Regions from separate parts of the Mus musculus genome. Here regions 1, 2, 4, 5, 6 and 7 are each linked to region 3. The links are chromatin loops, found by intact Hi-C in ENCODE. Cell type or tissue: left cerebral cortex. All regions are shown on one strand.

Region 1 (4,000 bases), 210 kb before region 3:
TAAAACATCTCTGGCTTTAGAGGCCTCAACGTCCTTCTGCAGGGCCTCTGTAGGAACCATTAATACGTACAAACCTAATAATAAAAAGACAAAGTCTGGGCTGGTGAGATGGACAAAGGCATTTGCTGCCAAGCCATTCTTCCCAGGTCTGACATGGAAAGCTCTCTCTCATTCCCACAGTGTCCTCTGACTTCCATATGCACACCACAGCATGTATGTATGCATGAGCAAAACGGTAAATAAATGAAAAACATAAAAAACTAAAAAAAAAAAACCTTCCTTAAACAATTTAAATAAAAAATTGTACACAAACACACACACACACACACCACAAGCGCGCACGCACATACACTTTGACTTTTTTTTTTAAAGCCAGTTCAAATCGTCAACCACACCGTTCTGTCTTCATGTGGAGAGTGGAGAACACAGGAGAGAGGGGTCAGTGTAAAAAATCCAGAATAAAAAGACTCCATCCACTCCACAGTGGGATCCGTTCAAAAGACTCCAGTATAAAGACTCCATGCAGAAAAGACTTTTACATAAGCTCCTTGAATACTAAGAAGAAAGTTATGAAACATCTGAGAGTTAATACCAAAAGATCAATGGATTAAATGTTATCTAAATATATTCCAGTGCAACAGACCCTTATGTAATCGCAATGGGAATTCTGACGTTGGCAAGGGTTCCTGGGCTTTCTTTTTCTGCCGACAAGTTTAAGTTTGGTTGTGTGGGGGCCAACTGCAGACTAGATTTTTTTTTTCTAATAATATTTGTTTCATTCTAAGAAACATGAAAAAAATACAGCAAGGGCTTTTTTTTTTCATTACCAAAAAGGACGGTGTCATTAATAACTAGAGTTGAGCAGTGATACAAATGCCTTTCAAATGCTTCCATAGATAATAACTCACCAACTCCAAAAGAAAAAAAAAAAACCAAACCAAACCAAACCAAACCAAACCAACAAACAAAACTTAACCTTAACAAGCGGACAAACAGATTTCTGAGAGTGACTGCGTTGCTTGTTCGGAAGGTTAGGGATACAGAGCAGAACATTACATGTGCCAGGCAAGCACGCTACCCCGGAGCTATCCGCCTACTCTTATTAATGCCCATAAATTATGAACCACATACAATTGCCCTCTACCAACTCAAATATGTTTGGCTCTATAACTATTCTCCTTTTATCTCACACAAAGAATTCAAGGGAAAAATATTATCACTTTAGTATCGCTGAGATACACAATCAGGTGTAGAATTACTGGTTTTTGACAAGCCTACAAATAAGAAAAATAAAAACCTAATAACATAATAAAGTGAAAGGCAAGAAGAGACTTGCATCCAAGTCCTGAAAAGGGGGTGGTTCCACAGCTTGTAAGCAAATCTCACGTTTGGTCTGTGAAGCTTGGAAACAAAAGAATTCATCATTCCCAGCTTTTTCTGTTCAAGATGATATCCCGGTAGACCCTAGAATCTCAATACTGGGCACAGAAGGTTGGAAAGTGGAGGGTCTAAGCTGTCCAGACAAGCCACCACCCAAGTGACTGTTGGTAAGTCACCCGTCCAGTCTCTGCTTCCTCATTAAGGTCTGACCGCAGCCTGATACTGGATGACTGGTCAGTTGGCTCCAGCTCCCCCACTCAACTTTATTCACCCAGATATCCAGAGTCACCCCCAGCAGAACTGTGGACTCCAAAGTGTTCTGGGTTTGTCATCTTAGTTTATTACTGCTTGCTCATGAAGCTTCTGGGAGACAATGAAAACATGCCAGAAAGATATTCCTGAAGCTACTGTCACTTGCTCAGGATGACTAAAAGAGTCAAGATAATAATTTCAGTTACAAGATTATAACTTATCTAATACTTAAATCAGTTAAAAATTCCCAATGTCAATGATTTCATATAAGTAATTTCTCGTGGTAGGCAGCAGACATAAAGCATGGCCAACATCAGGTGACCAACTATGTATGATAAAGTTGACATTTGGGCCTGATCAGTCTTTCACATAGGCGGCTGTGAGCCTAGGAATGTTTAGTGACATCCTTGGAAGGGCCACCAGATGTCTGTACTGACAGGACTCCTAAAAGAGGTGGCCATTCGAAGATGTCTCTACGTGCTTTTCTAGATAAGGTCCCCTCCCCAGTCAGTAGAGAACAACCACATTCCAGGATCTAAAGAGGAACTCTCGGGTTTACTAAGTTTACATGGCCCTCTTCCCCCTACCCCCCAGCTTAAAAACCAACTTAAGCTCTAAGCAGGAGACGGGACCAAGCTGCTGTTTCTTGGATATGAAAATATAAACAAAAGACCTACAAAGCTTCCCCTCACAGGTCTACTGTGAGCAAGGCAAACTCCTCACACAGGCTACTTCTCTACCAACACCAGGGGTACAAGGGAGCAGCACAGAGGGCGGAGGAAGCAGGATATGAGACAGGCAGGTGGAGGAGGTTCCAGGAGCAAGAGATCCTGCAGGTAAGAAGAGGTGACCACCTCGGGGGCAGCCGGCCACCAACTCGGAGTTGGGCCGTCGCTGGGCCTCCCGATGCCGGTGCCCGCGCCGGGCTCCCGCCACGCCCACTGAACGTCACCCGTTACACAACGCCCCCCCACCCAGCTTATGCAATTCTGCCCTCCCGCGGCTTCTAATTGCCCCGGTGACTTTAGTGCACGACCAAGGTAGACACGGTATCCCCCGAGCTCCCGCCAAGCCCGGGGATGCTCGCCCCCACCCCGGCTGGGGCTCCCGGCCAGAGTACTGAGGGAAGCCTGCGGCCCCCACCCACCCCGCGCCCAAGCTCCGCGGCCCCAGGTCCCCGCTGGGCGCGCGCACGAGGGAACCTCGCATCCGCGCCCCTCCCCGCGCCGCGTCACTTGCAGCTCCCAGGCGATCCCCACCGTGACCGAAGCACCCCGGGGCGCCGCCCCCTCCCACACTCGTGATCCCCGCTCGCCCGGCCCCACACCGCAGCCCCGCATCACCTGCTCGCAGGGCGTCGCAGGCGGCGGCCAGGGCCTCCCGGTAGCGCCCTTCGTGCAGCAGTTCCCCGAGGCGGCCGGCCGCCCGCGCGCGCTCGCGCTGGCCCGGGAACCACTTCTCCGCCAGGTGGTTGAGCACGACGCTGGTTCGGAAGTCGGCGATGGCGGCGGCCAGGGGCGGCGGCCGCGGGGTCCCCTCCGAGGCGGCGGCGGCGGGTGGCAGGCGGTCCCGGCACAGGCGGCAGCGGGCGCGCAGCTCCCTCCGTAGGCAACGGCGGCAGTAGCTGTGGCCGCACGGCACGGTCACCGGCTCGCTTAGGAAGCCCCGGCAGCTCAGGCAGCTGAGCAGCCCGGCCGCGCCCGCCGCGGGTGCCGCGCTCCAGCGCAGCCCGTGGCGGAGCCGGTAGCTGAACACCAGGCAGTCCACTAGCGACCCGAGGCGCTCGGGCCTGGCCGGGGCCCCGCGGCGCAGCGCAGCCGCGAACGCCTCCAGCGCTCCCTTCAGGTGGCCGCCCAGCGCCAGCAGCTCTCCGCGGCGGAGCAGAAGCTCCCAGCGCCCCGACTCCGCGCCCGCGCGCTCCAACCGCTCGCCGCCGCCGCCCACTTCCCACGGCCCGTTCCGGCTCCGCGGTCCGCCGGACGCCTCCCGATTCCCGCCCGGGGACGCCCTCGCCACGGCCGGAGAAGACATGGCCCGCACAGGGCTGCTCTGCCGCCGCCGCCCGCCGCCACGGTCCGGGAACCTCCGGGGCGCGCGGCTCCGCACGCGGCCGGCGAGCAGGGGGGCGTGGCGCGCGGACATGGCGGGGCGGCGCGCGCCCGGGGAGCCCCTGGGGGCGGGGCCTACAGAGGAGGGGCGAGGCTTAGCGAGGCGGAGCGGGGCGGGCCTTGGCTTCTGCGCCCGGCCTCCCGACATGCGGCCGGCCTCCTAGTTCACCAGAGCTGGCCGGCTGGTCCCGCCCTTTCTGAGCCCCTCCTGGAGAGGGACGTGAGATCAGATGATCCCCAGCGGGGATCTAATTGGCTTC
Region 2 (4,000 bases), 98 kb before region 3:
TCTAGAGAGACTAGCTGGGAAATGACTCATGGGCTTGCCTGAAGCTTCCGGACCCTTTACCCTGAAGTGTATGGTTATGTTTGAAAAAAACTTTGAAAAAGCTGAGACTGCAGAATCTACGGGAAAACACCTGTCAACTCAGGTCCTCTGCTCAGGGAAACAATAGGCTTTAACTTTAGGCTGTTTCTTTTTTAAACAAGGTTTCTCTGTGTCATCCTGGCTGTCCTGGGACTTTCTCTGTAGACCAAGCTGGCCATGAACTCACTGAGATCTGCTTGCCTCTGCTTCCTGAGTGCTGGGATTAAAGGCGTGTCCCACCAGAGTATGAGGCTTTGACAGTATGTTGAGTGAGAGACGTTCCTTTTCTTCAAAATAGTCAAAATAAATGAGTCTATAGAAACAGAAGCAGATTAGTGGTTCTTGTGGGTTTAGGGGAAAGGAGATAGAGAGCAGATGCTTAATAATGGGCAGTGGGCTCCTTTTGGGAAGATTAGAGTAAAATAATAGAAGCATGGCTTGTATACCATTGTAAATACACTGTGTAGAATAATATACTTTACAAAGGTCAATTTGTGGTTGTGGTTGTTGTTGCTGCTGCTGCTGCTAGTGATGGTGGATTACAACAGAGTCTTGCTATTGTAGCCCAGCCTGGCTAGAACTCACTAGGAATCTCAGGATGCTCTTGAATTCAGGAAATCCCACGACCTCAACCTTCTGAGTGCTGAGATTATAGCCATGAGCCACAACTGGTTGAAATGGTTCGTCTTAAAATATATAACTTTCTCCTTGATACAAAAAAATTAAACACAAAATCACCGTAAAATTTAGATATTAGGTTATACATGAAAGCATTCCAAATAATTACTCATAACTTTTAGAAGTCTGACTCTATATCCCTTAGACGTTTGAATAAGCACTCTCCTCACTTCTATGGGGTAAGACCCCAGACAACTCCCGAGACCTTGACTAGTATAAAGCCCTACTTACACTCATTTCCTGTAGGACTGAAGATAGAGCCCAGGGCCTGGAACATGACAGGTTCTGTCACTGGTTTACATGGCCAGCTTCTAATTTTTCCCTTTTAATGTGTTGATACAAAGTTTCACGACACAGCTTTCTTGGGTTGACTTGGAATTTGCAATACAGACCAGGCTGGACTCTAACTTGCTCCGATCTCCCGGCCTTTGCCTCCCAGATGCTGGAATTAACAGGCGTGCAATGGCCACACGTAATTTTCACAACTTTTTATTTGTGTGTGTTGTGTGTGTGTGTGTGTGTGTGTGTAAGAGACAGAGAGACAGAAAAGCAGAAAGAGGGAGAAAGTTTCACTAAATTATTAACTTAGTAGCCTGGGTCCGGCACAGGATAAATATCCTGTGTCTGGTTATCTTGTCCTTAGATAGGCCTTCCTCCTACGTGTGCATTTAGAAAATTAATTTACCATTTAACTAAAAATATTACTTACTTAATTTAGCTTTTTAAATAAGCATGAAAGGTAGATGTTAAAGCTCATTTTAGCCACCAAGACTCTCAGAGCCAAAGAACACACTGCTTAACACCAGAAAGCCACGGAGTTGGATTAAATTTGGATCTCCATAATTTGAAGGTGTTTGAATTTTATTCTGTGCACCATGCCCTTTTATTAAGACTGTGCAGGGAACAAAATTTAAATCAAGCTTTCTCATGTGGTAGTTGATAGAGCTAAGTATCGCATGCTTTATAGCTCCATGTGTAGTGACATCAAACTCTAAGCTTTCAGTGGATCACAGTTGATGTATCGGCACCAGAAAAATTAGTAGAGGCCACAAGGAAAGCTCCTCAGAAAGCTAGCTGTTAACCACTGACAACCACACAACCAGTGCCTTCAAGTAACAGCTATTTCTTCTTCATTCCTGGTTCATGCACTTTATAATTGGTTACATTGGATTTTTTTATTATTTTATTTTTAAAATTGGTCTATCTATCTATTTATCTATCTATCGTGTATCTGTGTATCTATGTGCCCGTGTATCTGTGGTGTTTTTTCTTTGGGTAGCCCTCAAGGTCCTTGGAACTCACTCCATAGACTAGGTTGGCCTTGAAATCACAGAGATGGGCCTGCCTCTGTCTCCTGAGTGCTGGGATTAAAGGGATTAAAGGCACACACCATCACTGCCAGGCTTTAGTTATATAATCTTATAGGCCTCACATCAATAAATTCTATCCACATAGGCAATTGACCACATCAGCGAGCAAGTACTTTTATCTTTCTCTCAATATACTGGAGGACAGAATTTCATTTTAAAGGGCCCTGAGAGGGGGAGAAAGTTATTAAACCAACCAGCAGGGGGAGCCCAACTTCCAAACGTGGGCACTAGGTAGTGCTCTGACATTCAGCTAGATTCAAAAGCTAAAAATACAGTATTCATCAGAAACTCAAACATACACTAGAAATAAAGAGTATTCAAAGACAGTTATGTGTTCAGGATCTACATTGCCCAAAATCCTGGAAGTAAAGACTTACCTTGATATATTCTAGAAGAAACATTAAGCAAAGAACTAAGAATTTTAGAAGGTAGGATCTTAGCTTCTTAAAAGAAAATCAAATGTACCATGCATTTTATATTCTCTGATAGAGGATTTTTATAATACATAAAGTGTAATTTTCAGAAAACCCATTCGCATGTTCAGGGTTCTTTAAATCCCACCTAAAGAATATATGAATGTAATAAAAGTATAATTTAAAATTCATTCGGTAAGAAAGTTGGCAAGGTTATTTTAGATTTTATCTGAAAATGCAAAGTAGTAGGAAGGAATTTAAAATGCAAACGAAACTGAAATGATTTTTATAAGAGGGAAGTTGAACTTTCCGATTTCTGTATCACATTCCATGCCAGCATCGTTTGCACAGTGACATAGGTGCTAAAATATGCAGACCCAAAGAATCGACTAGGCTGAGCAGACCTTAGGAGGTGGGATTCGATTAGCATGACTTACCGCGCTGTGGGGCAAACTGTGACTTGTTCAGTCAATGTGACAGGCTCATGATTTGGGGAAGGAAATTATATACTTCTTCCCTGCTCTAAAATAAAGCCCAGATGGAATACACATTTAAATGCAGTACCAACACTTGTTAAATATATTAAATGCAATACATCATTTCTATGATCATATATACGTACATATACATTTCTCCATGTAAACAAGTGGATGCTACCTATATGACCAACAGCCTCCCATTGGTGTGTAACAACAGCCTCCCATTGGTGTGTAACACCTCTGTGGGTTTGTGTAATCACCCTACCCTTATTTCCCATCCACAGTCTCTCCTGCCTACAGGATGCCTCCCATTCACAATAGACACGTCTACTCTAGTGGGGAAACTACTTTTCTGTAGAGAAGAGGGCTGTTGGCCACTGTGAGCAGAGCAGTGTGGGAGAAAACAGCCTCTTTTGCTCTGTTTCCAGGGGGAAACGTCAATGATTCGTACTTTCATTCCTGTTCATAATTGTGAAAATAATTAACATTCACAGATGTACAGAAAATAGTATTATCAAACTCTTCCAGCCGTTATCTTGTGGCAGCATTGTTTTGTTGTGCATACTCTCTAATGTCCTCCAAAGACCCATGGTTTGCATATTTAGTCCCCAAGAAGGTACTATTAGGTGGAGAACTCTTAAAAAAAAAACGGAACCTAAGGAAGGTATCCTTAGGTCATTGGGAGACCACTCTACAGGGGATCACAGAACCCTGACTCTCTTCTCACTCTGCCTTCATGTAATAAGCGGAGCAGCTGTGTCCCATGCTCCCTACCACTGTCACGGGAATTCTCACTGGAAACCCGGAAACAGCTAGTCTGCCTGATTAGACCCCCTAAAACTCTGAGGCAGCATAGACCTTTTCCTGTCTAAGATGAATACCTTGTGCATTATTACAGTGGTAGAAAGCTAACGAACACACCTGCTCAGTCTATTCTGAACAATTCTTATATCGACTCAAATATCAGAATCCTAATTATTTC
Region 3 (4,000 bases):
TTTAACATTTTATTTATTACTCCATGTGTGTGTGTGTGTCTGTGTGTGTTTATGTGGTTGGCTTTATCACCTGCCACTCCTGCGTCCCATCCTTTTTCCTTGGGTCCTGGCGCTCCTCTGTCACCTCTCCCCTACTTCCTAGCCTGTGCAACAACCCTAAGGGTTCTGTCCCGTCTCCTTTGGCCACTGGCCGCTAACATCTTTATTGATCGATCAGAAACCACATGTGTGCCTCAGCACCTGCAGAGGTTTCTACAGAGGACTAGGAGATGGTTATTTTGTTATTTGTGACATTGCAATAGAAATCCAAACAGAAGTTCTCCCTGGGCCACCCCAGTAGCCTGAGTACTAGAACACTATCCCTGAATTAAACTAATCTCCAGCAGTCCTCCTTGTGGCGTTTTAAATGCACATTGTCTTTGTGAGACCTTAAGATGAGTCCTTACCAACACTTATAACAGGACAGAAACTCAACAACATCAGGGTCTTATCCAAAAGCCAGCAAAGCATTACTGAATGTATTGGGCTCCGACTCCGGGGAACATGTATTTAAAAAAAAAAAAAAAAAGTACAAAGAACCCTGCCTGTAACTGTGTTGTTTACGAATAGGGGTTGAAGGTTACCAGCTAAGACACTGAAAGCAATTAACACTATTATTGCAAAAACAATGATCTATATCCATTTTGGGTGATCGCTTCTATATCCCACCCTGCACTGTTGTGATATACGCGGCTTTTGACCCGCTCGTTTTAGCAAAACATTCAAAAGATTGAGCAAGCGTGCCTGTGCGGTGACAGGCTGGACTTGATTCCTCCAATCCTGAGTCAGCCCACGTGCCCAGATACCCGGTAGGGATTTTTCCTTTACAGTAGGTTGCGGTCAGGATCAAAGGGGAAGAGTTGGGCTCAGGGTCACGTGGTGTCACCACAGGTACTGAGCTGCGCTTAAGGCCCGCCAGGTGTACCCGCCCAGTGGCGTCTCTCCCACTTAGGACCCTTCACCCCACCAGACACTGGAGGTGGGAGACAGGAAGGTCATCCTGAGCCCAGCCTCTGGCGCGTCCGGGCGCGGCGATCGCAGGGGACAGACAGAGCAGCCACACGGCTTGGGCTACGCCGCGCGCCCGCGCCGCGCCGAGCCGACTCGGAGGCGCCGCGGGCTTGCGGTTGTAGCCTGGGGAGAGGTGAGGGCGGGCCCAGGCGGTGGGGACTCCGCTGGGTGGGGGTCGTGGGAAGTCGCAGCTGTCACTCTGGCGCCCAAGCGGTGCAGCTCGGCAGGAGGTCCCCACCGGAGCCTGAATGCGCGCGGCCTCGCGGCTGCATTCCAACTTCTCTACGGAGCCGCGCTCTAGCCCGGGCGCGCGCTTCCGTCCCGCGCGTACTCCCAAAAACCCTTCCCCGCCCCCTGTCCCTCTCTCTAGTCCTCTCCCTTTCATTCTCACGCTCCTAGGCCGACCCGTGGAAGTTGCATCCTGGATAGCCCGGGCTGCGCTACTGAAGAGCTCCGAGCTAGAGCTCGGCCGAGCCTCCCGCCCGGATCCCGGGCAAAGACCGCCCAAAACCTGGTGCTGACCTTCGTCTGCACCGCTCTATGGTGACCCGAATCTCCGCTGCCCGAGTTGCAGCGGCTGTGCACCCCAAGGACTGCCAGAGCGCCCGGGAATCTGCAAGCCTGGGTGAGTTCCTGGTCTTTCTCGGCCATCCTTGTTAATGGTGGGAGAACCTGTTTACCCTGCAAACTTGAGATGTGACCAAAGCAGAGCAGCATGCCTTGCAGGACGTTTTTCAGATGGCAGGGAGGATAAATAGGCTCTCGGAGTCCAAGGCGACAAGCTCAGAAGTATAAAGGTGAAGTTGTATTTTTGTTTCTGGTCGCACGTGTATCTTTCCCTTTAAAAGCCGTGACTTGGGAAATGGTTTTCTACCCAGCAGGAGGCGGGAACTAAGATAACTCAGCAGCCTGAAAGTTTCCAAAGCTGAGAATGAAAATACAGTTTATTGGAAGGAAAGTCAAAACAGGATGGTGGGATCTATACAATGATACGTGCCTCCTGTGTGCGCCTGTTAGAATTAACTTGAGCTCTTTGTCAGAAATAACATATAAAAAGAGACAAAGATGCAAACAACTCCGAGCCCGGCCTTTCTTTATGTATTAGTTGGTGTGCATGAAATCTTTAAAATGCACCTAGGAAATTTCATGCAGGAAAAGACTATATCCGTCTAGCTTGGAAATTAAGGTTATTCCTAATACACCAGTAAAGGGCATTTAACACTCCCCCTCCCCAGCCCCCAGATAAAAGCACTGTTATTCCTATAGCCCGTTAAGGTATCTATTCTTTCTGCTTCCTGGGGGGGGGTGATTAATTTGTATTGAAATTTAGTGAAGGGAAAGTTGTTGGATTTTTCAGAGATCAAGAAGCCTGCTACAGCCGTGTAAACAGCTCTGGTGATGTGATCCATCAGTGACCTAGGGACACTTGGGGTGGGTCTCTGGAGATAAAGATCTCTGGGGAGGAATGTCCAGGAGCCACTGGCTGGCTGTGTGTGGTGCATTTAAAAGGAGACTGTGACAAGTTGCAAAGCATCCAATCACTAAGGAAACCATTGCAAAGAACTGCTGCTTTGTTGATGGCCACGTCTGAAAAGAGGGCCCTCTATAGGCTCCGTTCCTCACTGGAAAGAAAGCCTGCCTCTAGAAAGATCTGGTTGCTCTAAAGATGCTCTTTGAAAATACTTCATCCTTTGGCGTGTGTGTGTGTGTGTGTGTGTGTGTGTGTGTGTGTGTGTGTGTGTCTTGGTATATCTAAGGTAGTTCAGGTATTCTAATGTTTCTCCTTGCGGAAGGGATGGTGACATTGAAAATGACTGGTCTGCATAGTTAAGAACTTAACCTGATTTTAAATGTAGGGACCAGGGGGCAGAGCATTCCCACGAAACTGTAAACCTTCATTTTGTGTGTTTGTTTGTTTGTTTGTTTTATAAAGCTGAATCTTACTGGTTTGGAGGACTCTAAACAAGAAGTGCTAAGTGGGCTTAGTTCTGAAGTGTCTGCTTCTTTAAGACTTGGGCTATGTGTGTCTATCTGACTATCAAGGTTCTGTCACTGCTTTGAAGAAGCCACAAGCCAGACACAGTTGGCAATACAGAGTAACTTGATGTTGAGAGGACAGTTCTCGGTGATGCTCTGGCTCTGATTAGGATCTGAGCAAAAGATGTCATTGGAATGAGCCTTTGGCATGGCCAGTTGTCGTGATCTGTCGTCGTCCACGTCTGTGGTCATCTGTACATTCCTGGTCTCACTCTTACACAAAGGAGGATGTGTTCTAGATATGTAGCGGGGAAGTGTGAGGAAAGCTGCCAACTGTGTTTGAGGAGAGACGGGGGTGTGGGGGGGCGGGGGGGGGGGACTAAATCCAAACTGAGCTCAACTCATAATTGGATCCCCAAGAACCCTGGAAGAAGAGTGATGTTAAGAGGTTAGGTGAGTGCCCCTTAGCTTTTGTGACTCACTTCTCCAGATAGCCTGAGAGAGAAATTTGCTTAAGACCCTTTGATGAGAGGTTCTTCTCAAAGTGAGTGAATGTCATTCATTATTAGGGGACACTTCGAAACCAAAGAAACCAAAGAAGCAAGTAAGGAGGGCTTTCTTTCTTTCTTTCTTTCTTTCTTTCTTTCTTTCTTTCTTTCTTTCTTTCTTTCTTTCTTTCTTTCTTTCTTTCTTTGAGCTGTAACTAAATCTTCTAAACTGAAACCTGGCTCAAGCCTTTTCCTCATCTGTGACATGGGCATAATGACTTCTCTCTGAAGGCAGTTGTGGGGAGTGCATAAGTGGTGATTGTAAAATGCTTAGTTTGCTTTTAAAGGTGAGCAATTATAAAGAGTGGGTAGAGGGTCTGGAGAGACACTTCCATGGTAAATAGTACTCAAGGCTCTCACTCAGAGAACCAAGAGGTCATATCCCAGCATGGGAGCATCAGGCATAAATGCCTATAACTCCAGGT
Region 4 (4,000 bases), 65 kb after region 3:
GAAGTGAGCTCCTCGAGCACTAAATTCAAAATTTTACCCTGAAGGAAATGGGGACTACAGATGTGCGCATTGACACCAGGCTCAATAAAGCCATCTGGGCCAAGGGAATAAGAAATGTCCTGTATCACATCTGAATAACTTTGTCCAGAAAACATAATCACCAAGAGAAGCTCAATTTATGTGCCTGTTACCATATTCAAAAATCTCCAGACGGTCAATGTGGATGAGAACTAACCGGATGGATGGATGTGGAATAAGTTGCAGAACTGCCCAAATAAAAAATAAAAATAAAAACTCCCCTTCTTTACATGTTTGTTGAACAACTTATGAACATTCTATATAGGCAAGGGGCTTTTTAGAAACCTTTGAGGACTTAACGAGAGTCAAATTTAGTTCTCAGTCTTGACCAATTAAAAGCCAGCAAGATATGGGGCTGGAGAGTTGGTACAAAGGTTAAGAGCACCAATTACTCTTCCAGAGAACCTTAGTTTGATTATCAGCATCCACATGGTGGCTCATAATCGTGTGTAACTCTGGTTCTAGAGTATCCCACACCCTCTTCAGGTACCTGGCACCTATGGGGTGCACATATGTGCATGTAGACAAAACACTCATATCGTAAGGTTAACAATTTAAATTTGAAAAAGAAGAAGAAGAAGAAAAGAAGGAGAAGGAGGAGGAGGAGGAGGAGGAGGAGGAGGAGGAGGAGGAGGAGGAGAAGGAGAAGGAGAAGGAGAAGGAGAAGGAGAAGGAGAAGAAGAAGAAGAAGAAGAAGAAGAAGAAGAAGAAAAGAAGAAGAAGAAGAAGAAGAAGAAGAAGAAGAAGAAGAAGAAGAAGAAGAAGAAAAGAAGAAGAAGAAGAAGAAGAAGAAGAAGAAGAAGAAGAAGAAGAAGAAGAAGAAGAAGAAGAAGAAGAAGAAGAAGAAGAAGAAGAAGAAGAAAGACTAGTTAGTCCCTTAAGGACAACGTCAGTAGACGGAAGGCAAGGAGTTGGAACAGTTCTTAAAGGATTCTGGGAGACTCTGAGTCATTTGTTGATGGCAACAATGGTATCTTTCATTATGCCGGCTCTAGAGATCAGAAATCTTTATAGTACCATGTATTTCTGAGGGTAGCTGTCACTGATAGATCTGTATAGACAAACGCTGAGACTCTCAAAGGCTACACCACTTCTATGGACAGTGAAGGCTTTGTCCTGAACCGTTATTACAAAACCCACAAGAAGGTGGTTTTGCAGGGGACAGAAAAAGGCAAAGACACCCGAGAAACAGATTGCAGCTTGATTCTCATGATTATGACCACCAGGGTGATAGATTCAGGCCTTCCCTGCTTGTTGTACGCGTTTATTTTCTTCACTGTTAGAGAGGCATTGGGATATTCTGGACAGGTGCTTATAAACACTCTCTGGATAAGAGAGCAGCTGGCATTTGGAAGGGAAGGAAGCCAAGGGGGAGACACAGCGGTGGGAGCTCGGTATATTTAGTATATTTAGAAGTAGAAATAAGACTATGTGAGACTAAAAGAACGCGGAGCCTAATTAAGAGAGCGGTTGGAGAAGAGGAAAACTGGCGGAACCGGTTTTATCCTAGACAAGATCGGCGGGAGGTACGCGTGGGAACTCTGAAATGTGGAGAGAGACTGCCCTCTTCTGGACAACTGAAAGCTTCCTTTGAAGCCCTGGACTGATCAAAATGTTGTTAACTAAAGGTGAATGAATCCACCTTCACTAGGTCTTTCAAATAAAAGGTAACTAATAAGTGGGTGCCCAGGTAGGAATTCAAGCGGACCCCCCCCCAAAAGGTCTATAAAGACAGGCTGATGTATCTTCAATGTGGATCACTGAGAAGTCAAGCGATTTGGGAATAGAATGCCACTTAGTTGAACCCATGTACTTCTGGACGCCTGTGACACTTCTGCTCGGCTGGCTGTGAGTCACTGAGAAAGTCACCTGCATTAGAAGCCTTTCCTTGGCTCTCCTTTCAGTATGGAAACAGACCTCAGTGCTAGTTACAAAGAGATGCGACGCAAAGTCAGGACAAGCAACCACGCTAGTTAACTAGTTACGCTGATAGATATGTCCATGACCTTACTTTGACCTTTGCAAAATGCACATATAACACGTACCCCATAGATGTGCATGATTATGTATCAACAAAATAAAAAATAAAAGGGAAAAAGAATCATAAATAGCAGCAGCAAGCACCACAAAAAGACTGAGAACCTTAATACACGCCAGTGAACAGGATGCACCTGGGACTCTGCAGTTCAGACCTTCCACATCTGAATCCTTTTAAACATGTAGTCCTGTGAAGGGACTCCTCTGTGTGCAGAGGCAAGCCTCCATAGCTCTCCACAGAGAGACTACTCTCCCTGCCTGTGCCTCGCCGCACGTCTTCTCAAGAGACAACCAGTACTGTGTCCACGCAAACACCCAAGTGTCTCCTGAACATATCATGCCTGGAAGGTTTTGCACAACGACCTGCCAAGGGATCTAGGGTCCAGCTACCCACAGTGTGTTTTACAGACAGCATGAACCTCATCCGGGACCCTAGAAGCACAATGCCCTAGGGTTTCTATTGCTGTGATGAAACACAATGAGCAAAAACCAAGTTGGGGAGGAAAGGGCTAATTTGGCTTACACATCTACATTATAGTCCATCATTGAAGAAAGCCAGGACAAGAACTCAAAGGGGCCAGGCGTGGTGGCACATGCCTTTAATCCCAGCTCTCGGGAGGCAGAGGCAGGTGGATTTCTGAGTTCAAGGCCAGCCTGGTCTACAGAGTGAGTTCCAGGACAGCCAGGGCTATACAGAGAAACCCTGTCTCAGAAAGAAAGAAAGAAAGAAAGAAAGAAAGAAAGAAAGAAAGAAAGAAAGAAAGAAAGAAAGAAAGAAAGAAAGAAAGGAAGGAAGGAAGAAAGAAAGAAAAGAAAAGAAAAGAAAAGAAAAGAAAAGAAAAGAAAAGAAAAGAAAAGAAAAGAAAAGAAAAGAAAAGAAAAGAAAAGAAAAGAAAAGAGAATTCAAAGGGGTCAGGAACCTAGAGGCAGGAGCTGACACAGAGGCCATGAAGGGGTGTTGCCTGACTGGCTTGCTCCCCATGGCTTGCTCAACCTGCTTTCTTATAGAACTCAGAACCACCAGCCCAGGGATTGCACCATCCACAATGTGCTGGCGCCTCCCAAATCAGACATTAATTAAGAAAATGCCTTATAGCCAGATCTGCTAGAAGCATTTTCTCAAGTGAGGCTCCTTCTTCTCTGATGACTTTAATGTGTGCCAAGTTGGTATAAAACCAGCCAGTACACATAAAGTCAAAACCTGCTCATTTGCAGACCACCAAGCTCCAACAGCGAGGTTCAAGAAACATTCTAAAGACCTCCCATTCAGGCTTCCATTAACACCTCAGGTAATTCCCCTTCTGAGAAGCCTCACTTAGGCAACCCCTCTTCACCCCGTCAATGGAAATAACAGAGGTCATCTAAAGTGTAGTTAAAAGTGAGGCGACTCACTTGGGAGTAGACTGTCAGGGCATTGCCAGAGGAAACTTTGAGTATATGGACTGGATGTTCTTAAAGACAAAGCAGGGAAACCTCACAAGATATTTTAATACAATAATTCCTGTCCACAGCACTGAAACTCACAGGAGATGCCAGCCTGGTGTTGATGTGTCCATCACTATGCAGCTGTTAGCACAGAAGCAAGTTTTGTGTGAGATTGCAGTGGTCCTTGTGCAAAATTGTGGTCTGGGAAGCCTTTTTCTCTAAAGCCATCGTACTTACGGGAGACCTTCCTGAATAATGTCTTGTCTGGTTGACGCATGTGACTCCATTTTGATTCTGGGAGCTTCCACATGAAGTTGCCTTTGAAGAATGAATTCCTCTCCTCGATCCACCGGTGTTTCCAGATTTATGGCACTCTTATAGAAAGAACTTACAAACAAGCCACACTAAGGAAGTCTTGCTAAAAAGTCACAGTGCAGCCGGGCGTGGTGGCGCACACCTT
Region 5 (4,000 bases), 59 kb after region 3:
AATGCCTTAAAAGTAAGGTGTGAGGGGCTAGGGAGTGGCTTACTGATTTTAGAGTGCCTACTGTTCCTTCAGAGGACCTGAAATTGGTTCCTAGTGCCCATGTCCGGTGGCCCACAGTGCCTCTTTAAGACTCCAAGAGTAACTGCACTTGCATGTGTACAGACCTATCCATACATGCACGCACACACACACACACACACACAAAATAAATATTTTTTAAAACCATGCTATGAACACCCAGCTCGGATAAGGATACTGGCATAACTATTCACTACTCTGTCCTTCACAGCCTGTTCTGACGGTAAAGAACAAAGCAAGCCAAGTCTCACTTTTCCTGAACAGAAAAAGAGGGAGCTGTAATAATAGCAGCTAACTAATATTTATCATTTTTATCTGTAACCCCCAATAGCTGTCTCAAATAAATATAATTCCCAATTTGCAGATAAGAAAATCTAAGGCAGGAAAAAAATAATAATAATGTGCTAAGTTACCAAAATCTACATAAGCAGTAAGTATCACACATTTAGTGAAGGCGGAGCTAAGATTCAGTCCTAGATGGTCTGGATCCAGTCTGAGTTCAGAACCAGGGTGTCCTACATGCCCTCCTGCTGGATCCCAGGCTCTATGCTAAGCAGGCAACCAAGTGTTCAAGATTAACTGTGATTGTTGCCTGCAAGAATGCATTAAGCAGGCTAAGAAAAGACTACGCATCTTTCTCCCCTTTATGTCTTCTTTTCAGTTTTTCACATGTGTTTGTCTGTGTGTCTGTGTCTTTGTGGAGATCGGAAGACAGCTTGCAAGAGTTGATTCACTCCTCTAAGATCTTCATGGTCCCTGAGCCCTCTTACCAGCCCTGTTTTGTTATTTGTTGGTTGTTTGGTTGGTTGGTTCTTTAAATCTCTCTCTCTTTGACTTGAAGAAAAAAAAGAGATCTTGATCACAGAGCTCTCTAATCACTTTCTACAATTCTTGAATACTCTAAAAAAATACCCCTATTTCCCTGTTTTATTAGTGAAGAACTTGGGGGCTAATGCAGGTATTCTTTTTTTGTTGTTGTTGTTCAGAGCTGTGCAGTGTCCCCAGATACAAATGATGTAAAGCCAGGACATATCTGGGGTATTGGGTTGCACATAATATTAAGACATAATGACCAAAAATTCAAGTGTCCTGCTGGAACACGTTTTGTATTTGCTGTATGCCCATGCTCAAATGATATTGTTAGTTTTGTAAAATACAGTATTCAAATCTCCCTCCTGGGGTGGGGTAGGAGGGGGGCAAGGATGGCAATGCATGTTAATTAACATGGAGAAGGCCTGTCTGACACAGTTAGATTTCACTTAACTGAGGCTACCCTGGGCCAACTGACAAGCCTCGAGCACAAGCGCTCGGTAAATCTATTTCAGAATAGAATGTATCCTGAAGGGTAAGATATGAACTCATTCGGAAGGCACGCAGGCCCCTGGTAAGCCGACTCAAGTTCTGTTTCAGACTCATTTCCTACAATTGCACCTGTTTTCTGTTCTGCAATCGGCTATTTTAAACAATAGATTTCATTAAAATTACATAATAACAAGTAATTATCCCATGCCTTGAAGGGATCTGATATATTCAGACTTGAAACGCTGTAATTATAAGCTTTCCTCAAAGACAGATGCACCAGCAGGCTCATTCCATCAATAGGCACAGGAACACTACCACTCACTCATTTGGCAAAAAAAAAAAAAAAAAAAAAAAAAAAAAAACAGTCCCGAGGGCTGTAAGAGGATCAGAGGCCCCACTGGATTTTTCAAGTCCTCTGTGCACAGTCTTGGTTCAGAAACCAGAACTGTATTTTGATACCATGAACTCCATCTTCATGCCCTCAGTTATATACAAAACTGGGGTAAGAACTTAAAAAGAACTTTTATCAACCAAGGACTGAAGTCAAAGCACAGATAGCATTCCACAGGAGGAAGAACAGAAATCTAAGAGAACGGTCAAACAGAAAACACAGGCTAAGAAGTGCACAGTTTTTTGGTTTGGTTTGGTTTGGTTTGGTTTGGTTTGGTTTGGTTTGGTTTGGTTTGGTTGGCTTGGCTTGGCTGGGCTGGGCTTGGCTTGGCTGGGCTGGGCTGGGCTGGGCTGGGCTTGGCTTGGCTTGGTTGGAAACAGGGTCTTATGTATCCTAGGCCGGCCCTGAACCTGCTATGCTCCTGAGGATAACCTTAACTTCTGATCCTCCTGGTTTATATGGGACAGAAGATCCGATGCAGGACCTGACAGTGGGTAGGCAAGAACTCTCCCCATTGAGCCTCATCTCCAGCCCCAAGCTGTAAATGCATTACTTACCCTGAGACCCGGCAGTGCACCACAATAGTAGGAGTGTTTCATTGTAGTGTTACCCTACAGTCTGTCCATCCGCTATGATGGTTCCCCTTCAGTGGATTATAAACAGACAATGGACCACTTGTGAGAACTGATATCCAATTGGATACCCAATTGGCAAATACATGCTTTTTCTTTCAACTAGAGCTGGGAAAAGCAAAGCTGGCTCCAGTTTAATTAAGTGTTAATTCAACCCCATGAAAACCCCCAGTTTTCTCCACACTGCTTCATGATTTATCTAAGGCTCCTATCTCATGGGGAAAAGTGAGTGCCTTAGTTTCAGTTTTATTGCTGTGAATAGGCACCATGACCATGGCAACTCTGGTAAAGGTAAGCATTTAATTAGGGCTGGCTGACAGTTTCACAGGTCCATTATTATCATGGGAGGAAGCATGACAGCATGCAGCCAGGCATGGTGCTAGAGGAGCCAGGAGTTCTACATCTTGGTCTACTGGTAGCAAAAGGAGACTGGCTTTCCTTCCACAGGCAGCCAGGGGGAGGCTCTGATTCCACACTGGACCATAGCTTGAGTTTATATTTAAGACCTCAAAGCCCACCTCCACTGTGACATACTTCCTTCAACAAGGCCACACCTACTCCAAGAAGGCCACAGCTCCTAATAGTACCACTCCCTTAGGGCCAAGCATTCAAACATGTGAATCTATGGTGGTCAAACCTATTCCAATCAGCACAGAGAGTCATGGTAACTGCTCTATAGCAAGTGTAACCAGACACCAAAGTCCCTAGACAAAGTATCCACATATTTTCATTCACAGAGAAGAAAAAAAAAAAAAAACCCTGAAAGACAAGCATTTCTTACCCACTAGTCATAAAACTTCTGCTTAGATGGTCTATGGTAAAGATTCAAAATTCTCCTGTTTGTTTATCCAGAACATTGGAGATGTTTAAGACCCACACATAAGTGAAAGTTCCAAGCAAGACACGCTGAAGATGTATGTGAACATGTGCCATGTTCTTCAGATGCTCTTATATATGTATGTATGTAAATATATATGTGTATATGCATATTTGTAGACTGGCAGTGTTTGCTGTCCTTGCTGACCAAAGAAAAAAGTTCTCTTTTGCAGCAGAAGATATTAAATTAGCAACTACCATAGAAATGCATTTCATTCCATTGGCTTTTGCTGTGGCTTCAGGAGCATTTAGGAAGATTGCTACATGCTTCCGTGCCTTCCCTGGTGTTGACATATGTATTTGTGTCAAAAGCGTGAAGTTCTTTTTTTTTCCCCCTACAATATAGAGCTACTTAAATTTTTTCCCCCAGAGGGAACTAGCAATAGATTTAGAGCACAAATTGCTGCAAAACACCCTGACTCTTATAATAACCTAAAGATATATTATTTATACGAACCAACAGTGGTCAGGATCTTTTTGTAACAGATATTAAAAATAGTGTAATTTGTATGCTTGTGATACATAGTTGATTCTTTATGTGTTTGTGTACTCTTTAATAATAGACAGAACTGGGCTATTCTCCCTCCCTCCCCCCAATGTGTCAGGGCAGGTGCTGTTTAGTTTGGCCACACAATGCTTGTTACACTTCATCAAAACTGAATTAGTTTGTACTTGAATTCTGTTCCGGTTGTCCAGAAGCTGGGGTTAACCATCTAATGAT
Region 6 (4,000 bases), 51 kb after region 3:
AAGATAGAGTATTTGTGCTCATAAGCACAAAGCTGTTTATGTTGGTTTTGGAGTCCACAAGGCTCCTATCCCAGCACCACTCCGCTACTGTGACAGAGTGTGTAGTGTTGACTCCTTATCTGCTTTTCAGAAATGTGCCATGTTCCTATGTTCTCAGCTTAAAGGTCCCACCTTTCCCTTATAGAAAATGGAGGATGCTACACTCTCATTTGTGTCTGTTCCAAAGCTTATGTTAGAATGTGTCACAGCTCTTCTGAATGTATGAAGCCTGTTATAGAAGTGAGTTCATTATCACAAGGAAAGTCCCTAAACAAGAGAGTTGGAGAGAGATTGGCACAACTTTTTCCAAGGAGAGGTGAACCCCAGATAGGGCATCTAGTACAGTCAGGTTTCTGATAGGAACATGGGAAGACTTACTTATTACTTTCATGTCTCAAAGGCAACTTGCCACTGAAAAATTCCCACCAAACATAGCTTATAACTCATGGATAAGTGTCACAATGTATAACTCATGGATAAGTGTCACAATGTATAACTCATGGATAAGTGTCACAATGTGTAGGCAGCTTCGCTAAAGAGTCTCCTCTCCCCCAGCAACTGCTTACTCTTTGTATAGTCTCAGTGAGCGGCTTATAAGTCTTGTAAATTTTGTGAACTTCTAGTTTTCCAGGGTCTCACACTGCACCTTCCTTGAAGTTTTCAATTCAGAGGAAATATCTGTGTAACAGTGAGCTTGGCAGAGTGTCCCCCTCAACTCCCCATGCCTCACTCAGTGCTCTTTATCATTTGTGCCCTAAGCTATATCAGGAGGCAGCCTGAAGGTCCTCACCTATGCTGACCCGCTGTTTTGAAGAATTATGCTCAACTGGAAACACGACCCGAATAGGTTTCTATTGTTTAAAGTTTATTGTTTCATGTTTCTATCGTTTATCGTTTACCTAGTCTTTGGCATTCTGTTACAGTAGCAGAAATGCACTAATACACCCCATTACTTTCTTTCAATTGAAAAGGACTTGAGAGACATGGTGGCACATAGCTATAACCCCAGCCCTGTGCAGGCTGAGGCAGGAGAATCATAAGTTTAAGGTCAACCTGGAGTACACAAAGAGGTGTTGACTCAAAATAAATTAGCCTAACAAAAGTGTCCCTTTAAGTTCCCAAATATGCTATTAGGAATTATAGCTATGAGGTAACATGATAAGGTCATTTTCACATTTAGAATAATATGAGAAGTTTCAAAACTCACTCTTACATTCATATGTATTTATTCCCTATTTTTGAATTTCATATTTTGGCATTTCTGGCTTGTCCTGACATGAGGACATATCTTTCCCCCACTTCTTTATTTTCTTACGTTTTGGAGTCTTTTAGTAAAAGAGAGACAACTGCCGTACTCAGCTATAGGCACACTGGGCTTCCCTGGCAGATTCCGAGAAGGAACACTTTTTGCCCTTAGAGCAATTGGCAAACTGTCTAAAATCATGTAGCAGTGTAAACTGGTTGAATCAACCTCTTACCTCACGCCAGGCTCTCCAACACCCAACCTACAGGGAACATCCGGCAGTACCCGGTGACGTTTAGGGGAAGTCGCCAGGGGACAGGTATATATGTGCTATCGTCATTGACAGGAGGCTCCCCAACAACAGGAATCCTCAGGCCCCAAACACCAGTGAAAGCAGTGTTTTAAAGCCTGCTTTCTGCCAAACCTGGAAGTTCTGAGTGCTCAGTAAGACCTACGCACTTAGAAAGTTGAAGAACAGTAAGTCATAAAGTGAATGACTTGACAGGGTGTTAAAGGAAACCTGCTGTCACCATTTGGTTCTGTAATCCAAAAATTGGATCCAAGTCATCTTTTTAGCCTTTCCACCGGAAAATTGCTCTAAGTACATATATGCAATGTATATATGGACTGCAAATATGGAATACTATTTTTGCATTTGAGTTGTGACTATGATTCACCAACAAAAATGTTCTTTTACTTCTTAAAATTTTCAACATAGTTTCTCAGCAGTGACATTTCGGATAGATTTCACTCTAGTGATGTTCATGGTGCGTCCTACCAGAACTTGTATATGTGTGTGTATATATAACGTGTGTGTGTGTGTGTGTGTGTGTGTGTGTGTAACACATTTGACATGTGTGAGGAAATCTTCCTCTATAAGCTTCTTTTTCCTCCAAAACATTTGACTTGGAGCTGGAGGGATGGCTCAACTGTTAAGATCACCCACTACTCTTGCGGAGGACCCGGGTTCAGTTCCACAACCCAGGTTGGGTGGGTCACAGCTGCCTAGTGCAGTCCCAGAGGATCCAATACCCTCTTTAGCCTCCGTAGGCATCTGTATACATGCACCGTTTGCTCACACAGCTACATAAGCATAAATAAAATTTTAAAAACACTTGCTTTAAAAGTTTGTTACCTACTGCCTGTTACATACACATTTAAAACACAAGAGTCACTTTTCTGCATAAAACTATGATTAAAAATGAATTATTTTGTACTTATCAATAAATGAAGACTTTGTTTTCTATACAACACCCTTTGAAACCCAGTAGGGTCCTGGAACATTGAAGACCTATTAGTCTATTACAAAGAGTTATTTATAGCATGTAAACAGACCTGTTTTAATGTGTTTCCCTCGTCCCTTCTTTGGGCTTTACCAGGTTAATGCAGTGACTTATCACGATCCACAGAAGCTGCGTTCTGTAGAGCCTTGTGGACACTGCACAGCAGCTCACAACTGTCTGTACCTCTGGCTCCAAGGGGTTCAATACCCTCTTCTGGCCACTGCACAAATGTGGTGTGTACATACACTTATGCAGGTGAAACACCAGCCCACACACAAATAAAACAGACGATAGATATGATAGATCGAAAATAATGCCAATTGTATTCTTGAGTGACCTCCCTCCGAAAACTTTTTATATAGAGATCAGGCTTTTTATATGGGCCAGACTTCTCTTTAGTTATTTGATGCATACCTGTGGCAGGTAAACCTCAGAGCTCACTAGTTTAAAATCCTCACTAACGGCTAAATGATGTGAGCGTCAAGAGGACAGGTTCAGCTGCTCTCTGCCAGCGCTGCTGCCCACATCAGCGCTGGAGTTGCTCAGTTTTGCTTGGAACCAGACTCCTCCCTGATCTATGTAGAGGTTCCTGTTTGGAAACAGAGCTTCCTCTTGGCACAGTGCTGTGATTAAACACCTCCAGTACCTAATAGATGAGGACTTTTCTATATATTTGTTTGGTGAGAATACACCCAATAAAACTGGGGGTACAGTCAGAGGTAGAGTGTCTGTTATCATGCGCAGTCCCCTGAGTTCCTTAATTACCTAGTGTGACATAATCAGTACTACTAATAAAATGTACCCGTAATAGCACACATACACGTAGGGGAAAGATGGATTCTATTCAGGAAATACTCGAATCTCCCTCTGACTTTTCAGGGATTAAAAGTGAAATGATAACTAATACATTTTTTTAAGCACACACGATTATTGTATTATCATTAGGAAGGGCTTTTGACCTTGTGTTTAGCTGGCTTCTCTTTGCATCATCTAACTAAAAAATACATAATATTTAAACTTTCTCTGTATGTTGTTTTATTAATATTACTAACACTGATTCATGGTATTCACCCATGGCTTCTATAGAAACAAATTATTCAGTAAAACAATGAGTTAGTCCCTAGACTCCAACAGAGAACACGGCCGCACTACATGTCCCTTTCAGATTTCAGTCATTCACATTGGTTATCCTTGTGATAGCCAATTTTCAAATCCCATAGGCTTTGAGGCTGAAGAGAACTTGCTCATTATCTCTAAGGGTTTTTTGTTGTTGTTGTTTTGTTTTGTTTTTTATTAGACATGAGGGAACTTAAAATCTTCAGAATTTGTTCAAGTCAAAAACTGTCTCTGAAAGCCAGACCCATATTGTTTTTCCAGTTTATTGTGATAAGGTTCTCTGTAGGCCAGGATCTCATGACCAGTGTATATGTGTTCA
Region 7 (4,000 bases), 230 kb before region 3:
AAGTCCTTTGTATACATATTATGGCTTCCAGCTTAGCATTTTTTGTGGGATTCTGGGATAATATGCAGGCAAGTGGACCTGTTACTCGTACCTTCTCCTGGGCTTTGCCTTCTGCTTGTTTGTTTTGTCTAACCCTGATGTGTTAGTCTTTGTTTTACACTATCATATTATTCCAATTATATTTTCCTATTATCCCTTAAAACAAACAAAACAAAAAAACCAAACCAACCAACCAACCAACCAACCAGCCATCCAAGTACGGAGGACTTGGCTCTTAGGCCCCATCTCTGCCCGGCTCTCCGTTTCTCTCTCCTACACAACACAGGTAATCAATCAGCAGTGTGCTCTTGGTCGGCGAGGATTCATAATTCACCTCACTCTGAAAATGAAACCACGCTTTCTGCTGAACACAAACCAAGCCATGTCCCCAAACTTTGACCAACAGACAGATACAAATGTGCGTTTACCTCTTTTAAGCTTTCTTTGCAGAGGGGACAATATGGCGCATGATCTAAACAACGCTCAAGACAATTCTTACAGAATGAGTGTCCACAAGGGGTTGTTACTGGCTCAAAAAACAACCTGGAATCAAACAAAGCGCACATTAGCTTTCACACCAGGAGCCTCCACGGCGGAAAAGCTTCTGTTAATAATGGACTGTAACATAAAGCTCTACTTAGAGCAGCGGTTCTCTTCCTCAGCCCTTTGGGAGGCACATCTCAGATATCCTGCATATCAGATATTTATATCGTAATTCATAACAGTGTCAAAATTACAATTATTAAATACCAACAAAAGTTTTATGGTTGGGGTCACCATAGCATGAGGAAATATTAAAGGGTCACAGCATTAGGAAGGTTGAGAAGAACCATGGCTTAGAGGCATCAGAAGGCCAAGGTGAGAGAGGAGAGGGGGAAGAGGGCAATGCTAACAGTACGGTGGCCTCCTGCACCTTCTGAAAGACCTTGAACAACAAAGGTACTCTGCCAGGGGCCCAGGACTGCACTGACTATAGCAGTCATCACTTTTGGACACGTGGATCCCCAACCCTTAAGCCCGTGGCTGAGCCAAACTGAGCAAAGTAAATGCAGACTCAAAGACAGAGCAAACCAAGTAGGCCACTGGTGACCATTAGATTTTGATATAGCCTCATCAAGTTCGAGGCCAGTCTGATCTACAGAGTCAGTTCCAGGACAGCCAGGCACCCAGATCCTGTGTCTGCAAACACTGGCCCCACTTTCTGGATGCATAAGTCTGAGATTCAGAGGACTGTTTAAAGCTAAACCTAGGACTAAAACTCCACCTTCTGATGCTTAGCCCTAGAGTGTTAGCTCATCTTCCCTAGCACTGCCTTCATCTATGCTGCATAGTTATACCAACATAATCATCTTTACAGAATTTGACACACTCACCTCATACAGAGAGAACACTCAAAGTCTGAGACGTCGATTAGTTCTTCTGGGATGTCGCCATAAGCTATTGAAAACATACAGTCTTCACTGGGAGATTCTAATGAAATAAAGAGACAGGCAGGGTTTTACTCTTGGGGGAAGAAGTCCAAAGGCCACCTGGAATGAGGACTTGACGGGGACAACTGCAGAGGGGAAGCCTTACCGCTTTGCTTTTTGAGCTTACTCCTCCCGTCTTCGTTAATAAGCACGTCCTGTTCTAAGAGAGACAGCTTTCGTTTGAGCAGGACCCCCTTTCCCTGGGCGGACAGTAAGGGTTCTGAGCACACGCGCTTTAAACCGTCCTCCCTGGCAGGCACTGCCGCTGCACTGATGGCTTGTGCTGACTGGGCGCGGCTTAAGCTTCCTTTGACAGGCTCTGGGGCATCCTCCACTCGTTCTTCAGGCTGTGGAACACAATAAACAAAGGCAATCCCCTCTGTTCACCGTCCTTTCTTCTCCTTGCCAAGAAGAAAAAAAACGGAACCGAGATTTCAACTCCTTATTATAAGGAGTTTGAAAACTAGCTTAACAGAACTTTTCAACTTTAAAACCAGGAAAGTAAAGGGTTTGTTGTCAGTATTTATAGAGCCTTAGGTATCATGCTGACTGATGTCACAGCACTGTGTAGAGCAGCAGTTCTGACGCAGATGCTTCTAGATGAGACTAGAATATTTATAGCTATATGCATGTCCTAAACTGTAAGTGTGATGCCAGCTAAGTGACCTAAAATGGCGCAGTGAGCACTGACATGACATCCAGAGCTTCAGTATAAATCAGATGCTGCAGACAAGACCCTGTTACTATCATCTGACAGGCAGTGCACTTAAGCAGGCTCCAATGCTCGACCCTGAGAACGTGGGGGGTCTTAGCTCTAAGGAGGCGGGTGTAGGGAGCAAATGTCATCCTTCCACCCCTTACCTGCTTCAGGCCAAGCTCAGCAGGGGAGTGTGGCTGCTCCATTACTGATGGAAAACCAAGAGGTTTGCTCTTAATGCACGGTAACGAACTCCAGGAAGACTCCTTCAGGCCTTCCCTTACATTTTCAGGTGACAGTAAGTCACACAGAATCTGCAAGAAATATTATAAAATAGAATAGAAGATATATACTATCTGATGAAGAACAACAATATACGCTTTACTGTCTATTCAAATTCTGAGAGGTGTTTGTAGAAGACACTATTTTTAGTGATCAGGAAAGAATCGATACATTTTTAAGTTTTACGAACCAAGGTATGACTCAATAGGGGTCATATCACTTCAAGGGAAAAAAGAAAAAAGAGGGGAGGGAGGTTTAACCTCGGCAAGGACGGGATAAAGTGGCTTAAGAAGGTACCCAAGGGAAGAGCGAGCTTTATAAATATTCAGATTACAAAGGGAAGACGTTTTAAGAGAGATGGAACTATTCCATCTCTTAGCAAGCCCTACTCTGTCAGGAGGTCAGGGTGTCCACGACAGCCAATTTTTGGGTTATAGCTGGAGTACTATTGTATTTGTGTGAACCTAAGAACGTGGACTAAACTCAAAACTCTCAAAGTCCCTGTGTTTGCACTGGACTTAGCCTGTCACTGACCACAGCTACCCATACGGTGGCCTCCACTGCTGAGTCCTTGCTTGGGAGCAAACACCAGCTTCCCTGCAACCTCTGGGCACGCAAACGCAGCTGGCTGCGTGATAAAACGTCCTGGGTGCTCAAGCCAGGGATAAATCCCAATCACCCGCATCAACAGGGCTTAGTAAGGCACAGGGAATGCGTGGCTGCAGGAAAACGGGGCGCTCTATAAAGCACCATGTTTCTCTGTGCAGCACGTGCTTCCTAAACTCTAGGTCTGGGGGTCAAGCTTCGTGGGTCATAGAATGTGGTTATCCACAAATCAGTGCCAGGAAATAAACACACTGTGAGTAGAATATGTCTTCCGTAGGTCCTTGAGCAATAACTCACTCAATAGGAAGCTATCCAGGGTCCAGGGATGTAGCTCATTGGTAAAGAGCTCGTACAAAAAAAATGCACTAAACACTCTCCTCTCCTAGGTATCTGCAATGAACTGCTTTGAAAAGACAGAAAACAGCAGCAGCACCAAACCCTCCAAAAACCACTGTGAAAACAAAATAAATGAGGATTACCGCTAACAAAACAGAAAACAAACAAACAAGCAAACAAACCCATAAACTGGAGGAGGAGGAAGAAAAGAGGAAGGTCCAGGTATGCCAACTCAGTGAGGTGGGATCCAGGGCACTGTGTATTACTTATTGACCCAGGTGATCCTTCAAAATGCCATACGCTTAACATCACAACTGATGTGGCACAGTCTATGAACACTGAGGTCACACAGCTAGGACTCAACATCAGTGAGTTTTCCCAAAGAACTTTGCAAAGATCCTGTCTTTTCGGATGCTGTCGCAGTAAGGGAGCCCCAAAAGAATTCCTACAGCTGATAAACAACTTCAGCAAAGTGGCTGGGTACAAAATTAACTCAAATCAGCAACCCTTCATTATACAAATGACAAACGGGCAGGGAAAGAAATTAGGCAAACAACTCACTTCACAATAG

Evidence for each region. A loop is a pair of places that touch in the nucleus more often than their neighbours do. Peaks named below come from ENCODE experiments on the same cell type or tissue, not always from the same donor. Only the 100,000 strongest peaks of a DNase experiment are listed, where the experiment ranks them.
Region 1: a loop joins it to region 3, with 5 times the contacts of the local background. A loop is called at or near these places in 4 of 42 quality-filtered maps.
Region 2: it touches region 3 in a loop (2.5-fold over the local background); 8 of 42 quality-filtered maps call a loop at or near these places.
Region 4: it touches region 3 in a loop (2.5-fold over the local background); 8 of 42 quality-filtered maps call a loop at or near these places.
Region 5: it touches region 3 in a loop (3-fold over the local background); 10 of 42 quality-filtered maps call a loop at or near these places.
Region 6: it touches region 3 in a loop (2.1-fold over the local background); 9 of 42 quality-filtered maps call a loop at or near these places.
Region 7: a loop joins it to region 3, with 1.8 times the contacts of the local background. A loop is called at or near these places in 3 of 42 quality-filtered maps.

The regions. Positions count from the first base shown.
Region 1 is chr8:36,245,592-36,249,591 of GRCm38, forward strand. Lonrf1 (LON peptidase N-terminal domain and ring finger 1) reads right to left here and starts at 3,768. Exons shown (of 12, transcript NM_001081150.2): 1 at 2,976-3,768. The coding sequence starts at 3,663. Gm35712 (a long non-coding RNA gene) reads left to right here and starts at 2,315. Exons shown (of 4, transcript XR_870368.3): 1 at 2,315-2,468. In left cerebral cortex, a CTCF peak has its summit at 2,387; DNase peaks (open chromatin) are centred at 656, 1,584, 2,167, 2,611 and 2 more places; H3K4me3 peaks cover 3,521 bases; H3K27ac peaks cover 3,425 bases.
Region 2 is chr8:36,359,124-36,363,123 of GRCm38, forward strand. No RefSeq gene overlaps it. Among named protein-coding and RNA genes, the nearest start is that of Trmt9b, 97 kb to the right of the region's middle. In left cerebral cortex, a CTCF peak has its summit at 2,316 (motif pointing right); DNase peaks (open chromatin) are centred at 2,323 and 2,937.
Region 3 is chr8:36,456,709-36,460,708 of GRCm38, forward strand. Trmt9b (tRNA methyltransferase 9B) reads left to right here and starts at 1,378. Exons shown (of 5, transcript NM_176952.5): 1 at 1,378-1,675. In left cerebral cortex, CTCF peaks have their summits at 1,936 (motif pointing right) and 2,637; DNase peaks (open chromatin) are centred at 926, 1,295, 1,728, 1,881 and 1 more place; H3K4me3 peaks cover 2,175 bases; H3K27ac peaks cover 1,870 bases.
Region 4 is chr8:36,521,482-36,525,481 of GRCm38, forward strand. No RefSeq gene overlaps it. Among named protein-coding and RNA genes, the nearest start is that of Trmt9b, 65 kb to the left of the region's middle. In left cerebral cortex, a CTCF peak has its summit at 1,643 (motif pointing left); a DNase peak (open chromatin) is centred at 1,594; H3K4me3 peaks cover 426 bases; H3K27ac peaks cover 192 bases.
Region 5 is chr8:36,515,660-36,519,659 of GRCm38, forward strand. No RefSeq gene overlaps it. Among named protein-coding and RNA genes, the nearest start is that of Trmt9b, 60 kb to the left of the region's middle. In left cerebral cortex, no CTCF peak of the experiment used is centred here; no DNase peak of the experiment used is centred here.
Region 6 is chr8:36,507,527-36,511,526 of GRCm38, forward strand. All of the region lies in intron 4 of Trmt9b (tRNA methyltransferase 9B), which reads left to right. Among named protein-coding and RNA genes, the nearest start is that of Trmt9b, 51 kb to the left of the region's middle. In left cerebral cortex, no CTCF peak of the experiment used is centred here; a DNase peak (open chromatin) is centred at 1,782.
Region 7 is chr8:36,228,669-36,232,668 of GRCm38, forward strand. It overlaps Lonrf1 (LON peptidase N-terminal domain and ring finger 1), which reads right to left. Exons shown (of 12, transcript NM_001081150.2): 4 at 2,370-2,519; 5 at 1,615-1,855; 6 at 1,413-1,509; 7 at 468-582. Among named protein-coding and RNA genes, the nearest start is that of Gm35712, 17 kb to the right of the region's middle. In left cerebral cortex, no CTCF peak of the experiment used is centred here; a DNase peak (open chromatin) is centred at 2,111.